Linked DNA regions of Homo sapiens: region 1 is linked to region 2. A link is a loop called in an ENCODE intact Hi-C map of the cell type or tissue named here. Cell type or tissue: stomach. All regions are shown on one strand. Region 1 overlaps MEIS3 (Meis homeobox 3). Region 2 has its middle 7.3 kb from the start of C5AR2.

The links. Hi-C counts contacts between places; a loop is a spot of excess contacts. Peaks named below come from ENCODE experiments on the same cell type or tissue, not always from the same donor. Only the 100,000 strongest peaks of a DNase experiment are listed, where the experiment ranks them.
Region 1: it touches region 2 in a loop (1.9-fold over the local background); 1 of 110 quality-filtered maps calls a loop at or near these places.

What each region holds. Positions count from the first base shown.
Region 1 is chr19:47,405,215-47,409,214 of GRCh38, forward strand. MEIS3 (Meis homeobox 3) reads right to left here. Exons shown (of 13, transcript NM_001301059.2): 8 at 3,885-4,000; 9 at 2,138-2,214; 10 at 1,865-1,923; 11 at 1,674-1,757; 12 at 1,246-1,312. The coding sequence ends at 1,263. Among named protein-coding and RNA genes, the nearest start is that of MEIS3, 12 kb to the right of the region's middle. In stomach, no CTCF peak of the experiment used is centred here; a DNase peak (open chromatin) is centred at 2,079; H3K27me3 peaks cover 4,000 bases.
Region 2 is chr19:47,322,924-47,326,923 of GRCh38, forward strand. No RefSeq gene overlaps it. Among named protein-coding and RNA genes, the nearest start is that of C5AR2, 7.3 kb to the right of the region's middle. In stomach, no CTCF peak of the experiment used is centred here; no DNase peak of the experiment used is centred here; H3K27ac peaks cover 314 bases; H3K27me3 peaks cover 1,636 bases.

The DNA of each region.
Region 1 (4,000 bases), 82 kb after region 2:
TTGTAAGGACTAAATGAGAAGATGCTCTAAAGTGCCGCCATCATACCAGGCCACAGAAGACTCAAGGCCTGGGAAAGTCAAATAATGCCCCCCTTCCACATTACTCCCTACTCTGCCCAGTGGACTCCTATTCATCCTTCAGTGCCCCATCCAGAGGCCACTTCCTCTAGGAAATCTTCCCTGATACCCCAGAGATAGCTGATGACTCCCTCCTATGGGGAAACTACGTTTTATTGTTTGAACTGTTACACTGGATTGTCACTGGGGTTGCCAACTTCCCCACAAGACCAGAATCTTCTCAAGATCCAGACCCTACCTGAGGCATGTCAGGATGGAGTGAGGGCTCAATTTTTTTTTTTTTTTTTTTTTAGATGGAGTCTCACTTTATTGCCCAGGTTGATCTTGGCTCACTGTAACCTCCGCCTCCTGGGTTCAAGTGATTCTCCTGCCTCAGCCTCCAGAGTAGCTGGGACTATGGGTACATGCCACCACACCTGGCTAATTTTTGTATTTTTAGTAGAGACAGGGTTTTACCATGTTGGCCAGGCTGGTCTCGAACTTCTGACCTCAGGTGATCCACCTGCCTCAGCCTCCTAAAGTGCTGGGATTACAGGCGTGAGCTACCGTGCCCAGCCAAGGGCTCAGTTTATGTTTGGAGATGTATCATAGATGAATGGGTGTATGTAGGTATGGATGGATGGATGGATAGTGGGTGGTGGGTGGGTGGATATATGGATAATGGGATGTGTGGGTGGATGGATGGGTGAGTTGATGGGTAGGTGGGTGGAAGCCTGGGTAGGGAGGTGGGTGAATGCACAGATAAATGGGTAGATGTGTGGGTGGTTGGTCAGTGTGGAGGTAGATGGATGAGTGGGTTGGCGAGTGGAGAGATGAATGGAGTGAGTGGGTGAATGTGTGGTCAGATGGGTAATGAGTGGGTAGGTGGGTGGACTAGGTTTGGATGGATGGATTGCGGGTGAATGAGTAATTGAGTAACGGATGGATAAAGATATGGATGGGTGAGTGAGTGGGTAGATGGATGGATACATGGAGGAGGAGGATGGATGGATGGATGGATGGATGGACGGACGGACAGATGGATGAATATCTTCCCATCAAGCCTCAGAGAACCCACAGTACAGGGACCCAGGCTGACCCACTACTCTGGAAGTGCCCACTCTTGGAGTCCTGAGGTCTAATGGAGGTTTGAGAATTGCACAATCCCCAGCCCTTAGACCCTCACACCTCTCCTGCATCAGCCTCTATAGATAATGCCATTCTCCTTCCAAGTTCAAACTCATCCCCACTGATCCTGGAAGACAAAAAAAAAGGAGGGTAAGTGCGTCTTTCAGAGACACCCCCAGATGCCTCTAAGTCTCCCTCACCCCTTCCTACACCAGGGGATCCCTCTACCAGGATAGACTGAGTCATAAGAAGGTGCTGGCCCTTTAAGAAAAAGTGGAGCCTTCCGAGGTATTGGGCTTGAAGTCTGGAAGAAATGAGGTTGTAAGGAAAAGATGGGGGACCAGGAAATCTGCCTTGGCATCACCTGCTTCTCACTAGGCAAGTGACACACTGTATTCCGCTTGAATTGAATCTCAGGTGGGCATCTTTGTTTTACAGGTGGGTCATGGTGCGCAGGGGCGGGGCCTAGCTAAGGGGGCGAGGCTTACCCGGAGGCCGGACGGCCACGTGTGGCTGCGTCTCGGTATAGCCCCCGATGGGCTGGCCCTCTGGGCTGAAGGCTGCACCCTGCCCTGCGAAGGGGGTTCAGAGGTGCAGGCTGAGCCCCAGGAAGCCCGGGACCCGGCTTTGACGCCCTCCTAAGAACCCCAGGCTCTCCGTCCCCGCCTTCCCCCTGTACCTGTGCGGTTGGATTGATCGATCATAGGTTGCACGATGCGTCTCCGGGCGTTAATGAACCTGGGAGGCGGTCATGGAAACGGAGGGGAATGAAAAGAGGGAGTGGGAGAGAGGCCAAGACGAACACAGAGCGGGCCGGAGGACAGCGGCGGGGGAGGCAGAGCGGGGCGAGCAGGGGCAGTGGCTCTGCGGGGCTCGGGGCCTCCGTCAGCACCGCGGACAGCGCCCGGGCTCTCGCCCCGGGCCGGCCCGCGGGCCCTCCTGGGCCACTCACCAGTTGTTGACTTGCAGGATGGTGAGCCCCGTGTCCTGCGCCAGCTGTTTCTTCTGCTCCTCCGAGGGGTACGGGTGCTGCAGCCACCAGCAAGAGTCACTCTGCCTGCCTGGCCGGCCGCAGTCTGAACCCCAAGGTCTGGCCCACCGGGGTCCGGGGGATGGGGAGCCCAGGCCCAGGCAGACGTCTGGGAGAACCGGCGCTTCTGAGCGTCTCTGCGCTCCCCAGGATGGAGACCAAGGGAGCCTCAGGCTTGGGGCAATTACATGCCTGCCAGCCCCCGCCTGTTCCAGCAATTAGAGGTTAACTGGCCAGCTCTGATTAGAGAGACTGTGTTGGGGGAGGGGGCTCCTGTGGCGTGGGGGAGGGGCTTCACTGGCGTCGGGGAGGGAAGCAAAGCCCAGGCCCTCCCTCTCTGAATCTGTCAGAGTCTCTGTGTGGCCCTCTCCCTATCCATTTATTTATTTATTTATTTGAGATGGAGTCTTGCTCTGTCGCCAGGCTGGAATGCAGTGGCGCGATCTCTGCTCACCGCAAACTCCGCCTCCGGGGTTCAAGGGATTCCCCGCCTCAGCCTCCCCAGTAGCTGGGACTACAGGTGCGCGCCACCATGCCCGACTAATTTTTTGTATTTTAGTAGAGATAGGGTTTTACCATGTTGGCCAGGATGGTCTCGATCTCCTGACCTCGTGATCCGCCCGCCTCGGCCTCCCAAAGTGTTGGGATTACAGGCATAAGCCACCGCACCCAGCCCTCCCTATCCATTTCTTTCTTTCTCTTTCTCTCTTTTTTTTAAACAGGGTCTCACTCTGTCACTCAGGCTGGAGTGCAGTGGCGCCTTCATGGCTCACTGCAGCCTCAATCTCCCTGGCTCAAGCAATCCTCCGGCCTCAGCCTCCTGAGTAGCTGGGATCACAGGTGTGTGCCACCATGCCTGGCTAATTTTTTTTTTTAGAGATGGGGTCTTGCTATGTTGCCCAGGCTGGTCTCGAACTCCTGGGCTCAAGTGATCCTCCTGCCATGGCCTCCGAAAGTGCTGGGATTACAGGCATGAGCCACTGTGTCTGGCCCTCCATTTCTCTCTTTGTGGCTCTCACATTCTCTCTCTGACTCACTATCTCTGTGTGTGTGTGTTTCTGTCTGTATCTCTCTCTCTCTCTGGGATTCAGTCCGTCCCTGCCTCCGAGTTTCTGTCTGTCTCTGTCCCTCTGTGACTCGGCCTCTCCCTGTCTCCATCTTGCTCTGACTTGGTCCTCCCCGAATCTCTGTGTCTCTCTGTTTTAGCCTCTTCCTGGCTCTATTTTTCTCCTCTGTCCTTGAAGCAGTATGGTGCGGTGGTTAAGGCCAGACTGCCTGCATTTGAATCCACTTCTGGCTGTGTGACCTTAGGCAAGTCTCCTAACCTCTCTGTTCCTCAGTCTCCTCCTCACCTGTTAAATGGAGATAATAGTAGCCCCTCCCTCCGAGGGTACACTGGGTGGATGGTGGGCAGGTGGATGATTGATGCGCGGGTTAATGGACAGTTTTCGGGGAGGACTTAGTGAGTTAAGTGTCCTGAGCGGCACCTGCACTCAGGTGACACTCAGTGCTGCTGGCTCCTGTCACAATTCTCCACCTCCATGAGAGTCTCGAAAAATTTCCTGCCGTCTTTCTCCCACTTCTGGGTTTCTCTGGGGTTTCGGTCTCTGTGGTCCACCCTTCTCCCTCTCTCCATTCCCACCCTGCACCTGGGCAGCAGGGCTCTCACCGAGAGGTGCTGGAACAACCAGGCTCGCATGATGTTGGTGGCCACCTTGGGGAAGATCCCCCTCTTCTTGTTTCGCCGTCGCTCCTGGTCCAAGTCCTCATCTTCTCCACCAGAAC
Region 2 (4,000 bases):
AGATGAAATACTTAATAATATAATACAATCATATGTTATATTAAGAACAATGAGGCTTATGTCTGTAATCCCAGCACTTTGGGAGGCCAGCCTGGGCAACATAGTGAGGCTCCATCTTCAAAAAAATTAGTCTGAGCATGGGGGCTCATGCTTGAAATCCCAGCACTTTGGGAGGCTGAGCTGGGCAGATCACAAAGCCAGGAGTTCGAAATCAGCTTGGCCAACATGGCGAAACCCCATCTCTACTAAAAACACAAAAATTAGCCGGACATGATGATGCACGTCTGTAATCCCAGGTACTCAGGAAGCTAAGGCATGAGAATCACTTGAACCCGGGAGGCAGAGGTTGCAGTGAGCTATGATTGTGGCTCGGCACTCTAGCCTGGGCGACAGAGTGAGACTCTCTCAGAAAAAAAAAAATTTTTTTTTTTAACGAAAAAATTAGCCGGTGTGGTTGGTAGTGCCTGTGGTCCCAGCTACTCGGGATGCCGAGGCTGGAGGATCGCTTGAGCATAGGAGTTTGAGGCTGCAGTGAGTTGTGATGCTGCACTCCAGCTTGGGTGACAGAGCAAGACCCTGTCTCCAAACAAACAAACAAACAAACAAAAAATTGCCTGAGTGTCTCGATGGACAGATGCTGCAGTCTCTTGAGCTTGCAGAAGTGGCTGTGAGTGGTGTCTGTGCCTGCTTGAGAGTAGACGTTGGTACCTGGGACAAGATCCTCTCTGTAACTTGTGCTCATTAGTGCAGATTCCCCAGGCATCGAGGTCACGGGGAAGGACCTGAGCCCCAGCCGCCTTCAGCTCCTGGGGGTGGGCTCCCGGCAGCTCCCTCCTCAAGAAGACAACACCAGCCTCCTGGCCTCCTGGCCTTCTCCCACCTGCTCCGGTCTCTTCCATGGCTGCCCCTGACCTGGATAGTTTCCCTCTGCCTCTTTGCTGGACCTTTCTCCGCGTCCTTTGCAGAGTTTTTTCCTCTTCGACGTTGGCGTTCCTCAGCTGTGTGTCCACCTCATTTGGTGCGCTCACTCCTGCAGCTTCATCCAATATCTTCAGCATCTCTCTTCCACACTGGGCCTCCCCACCCCCTTGCCACAGCCAGACTGACCTCAGCAGTCTCCCCGGAACCTCTTCCTCCCCTTCCCTCCCGACTCCAGAGACAACCCCGCGGTGCACCCAGTCACCCAGGCCTGAGCCTGGGGCCCATCCTGGATGCTACCTCCTTCCCGCCCCACGCCCTGCCTGGCCCATGCCCTCCATCCTCTCCCATTTGGCTCTCTGCCTTGCCCCTTCCCTGATTTCCTGGCTGTCCAGTCTGTTTTTCCCAGACCATCCCTGCCTCTATTCTGCCTTCCTTCAGGGGTTACCTCCTCCAGGAATACCTCCCTGACTTCCTCCTCTGCCTCCCCAACCCCTACATTCTATCTCTATTCCCAGTCATCCTGTAGCTTTCCTGGCTTCGGGAGTTGCAGGCAGTGGGTATTTTCTACCCACCCTGATTTGGGAAGGAGATAGTGTCCCAAAAGCTGGGAGGCCAAAGAGTAGGAGTCGGAGGCCAAGGAGTGGGATCCAGGTAGTCTTTCCAAGGCAGCCCCCATCTGGTGTTGACCTGCTCTGCCCAGTATGGAAGTGGGCTGAAGGGGCAGACAATTGCCAAATCTGTAGCTTGGAGAATCTGCTGGGTCAACAAGTTCCGAAGGGGAAGTGGTAGGGAAGGGAAGTGGATGATGGGCTTGGCTGAGTCAGGCTGTGTGCCCTTTCCGGCACCCACCCCCACTCCCTGCAGCCCTGGGATCTTATTCACGCATCTACTCTGCAGACCGGGATGCCTCTAAGTCCTGGAGCCAAAGCCTTCTCCTCTTTATCTGTGCCACGTGACCGTCCTGAACCCCACACCTCTCAGAGCCAGGAAGGCATTTCTCTAGATGAGCACAGTCCCATAGAAATAGACTGTGAGTGGCCGGGCGCGGTGGCTCACACCTGTAATCCCAGGGCTTTGGGAGGCCGAGGTGGGTGGATCACCTGAGGTCAGGAGTTCGAGACCAGCCTGGCCAACATGGCAAAACCTCGTCTCTACTAAAAATACAAAAACTAGCCAGGTGTGGTGGCGCATGACTGTAGTCTCAGCTACTCGGGAGGCTGAGGCAGGGGAATTACTTGAACCCGGGAGGCGGGAGTTGCGGCGAGCTGGGATCGTACCACTGCACTCCAGCCTGGGTGACAGAGCAAGACTCTGTCTCTAAATAAATAAATAAATAAAATAAAATAAAAGAGAAAGTAATAGACTGTGAGCCAGGAGGCAGGAGGATCGCTTGAGCCCAGGAGTTTAAGACCAGCCTGGGCAACATAGGGAGACCCTGTCTCTACAAAAATTAAAAACAAACAAATGAAATAACTGGGTGTGCAGGTATGCACCTGTAGTCCCAGTTACTCAGGAGGCTCAGGTGGGAGAATTGTTTGAGCTCAGGAGAGACTGAGGCTGTAGTGAGCCAAGATCGCACCACTGCACTCCAGCCTCGGTGACAGAGTAAGACCCTGTCTCAAAAAAAAAAAAAAAAAGAAATAGAATGATATTTATATTTTCCCACAGGCAAGCAACAGACAAAAAGAAACAAAAAGAATCAGGTAAAATTAATTTTGATAATACATTTTATTTAACACAATATATTTAAGGAGTATCATTTTAACATGTGTTCAATAGAAACAAATTCTTGAGACTTCATATTCTGTTTTTTTTGGTACTGTGTTTTCAAAATCTGGTGTGTATTTTCCACTCACAGCACTTCTTATCTCGGACCCGAAGACATTTCAAGTGGTCCGTAGTCTCTTGTGGCTGGTGGCTGCAGTGTTGGACTGCTCAGGGCCAGACTTCCTTGACTAATGTATAGAGCATCTACAGAATTTGAACATCTAACTGTTGGAGCCGTGCTTCTAACCCTCCGAGGTTCTGGTGTGATATTCTAGGATCCTGTGATTCAAATAGCCTGTAACTCACATTGTAGGATCTATTAGGTTCAATAGTCTATGATTCCAACATTTTAAGAGTCTGTGATTCCAATATTCTAGTCTCCAGAGTCTTTGATTGATTGATTGATTTTGAGACAGAGTCTTGCTCTGTCACCCAGGCTGTAGTGCAGTGGTGCGATCTTGGCTTACTGCAACCTCTGCCTCCCAGGTTCAAGCGATTCTCCTGCCTCAGCCATCCGAGTAGCTGGGATTACAGGCACCTGCCATCATGCCTGGCTAATTTTTTTTTTTTTTTTTGAGACAGAGTTTTGCTCTTGTCACCCAGCTGGAGTGCAATGGCACAGTCTCGGCTCACTGCAACCTCCGCCTCCCGGGTTCAAGTGATTCTCCTGCCTCAGCCTCCTGAGTAGCTGGGATTACAGGTGACCGCCCCACGCCCAGCTAATTTTGTATTTTTAGTAGATACGGGGTTTCACCATGTTGGCCAGGATGGTCTCAATCTCTTGACCTCGTGATCCACCCACCTCGGCCTTCCAAAGTGTTGAGATTACAGGCGTGAGCCACCGTGCCCGGCCGTGACTGTGTTTTATGACTCTCATATATGTTAAGACATTCTCTCCTATGCATCAAATATCACATAAATATTGTTTCATATTATATTGTTCAAAAGAGAAAAAGTCTATGGTCCTCCCCATCTTAGTCACTCATCCTTTTAAGCCCTGTAATTCCATTAGATTGAACCCTATGAAATTGCCAAGATTCAGTCCTTTTGGGGTGGGATGTGTGTGTAACAATTTATTTATTTGTTGTTTTTGAAAAATTGTGGTGCCATGGCACAGTGGCTCATGTCTGTAATCCCAACACTTTGAGAGGCTGAGGTGGGAGGATCACGTGAGCCCAAGAATTCGAGACCAGCCTGGGCAACATAGTGATACCCTATCTCTACAAAAAAAAAAAAAAAAAAATTAGCCAGGTGTGGTGACATGTACCTGTAGTCCCAGGTACTTGGGAGGCTGAGGCAGGAGGATCGCTTG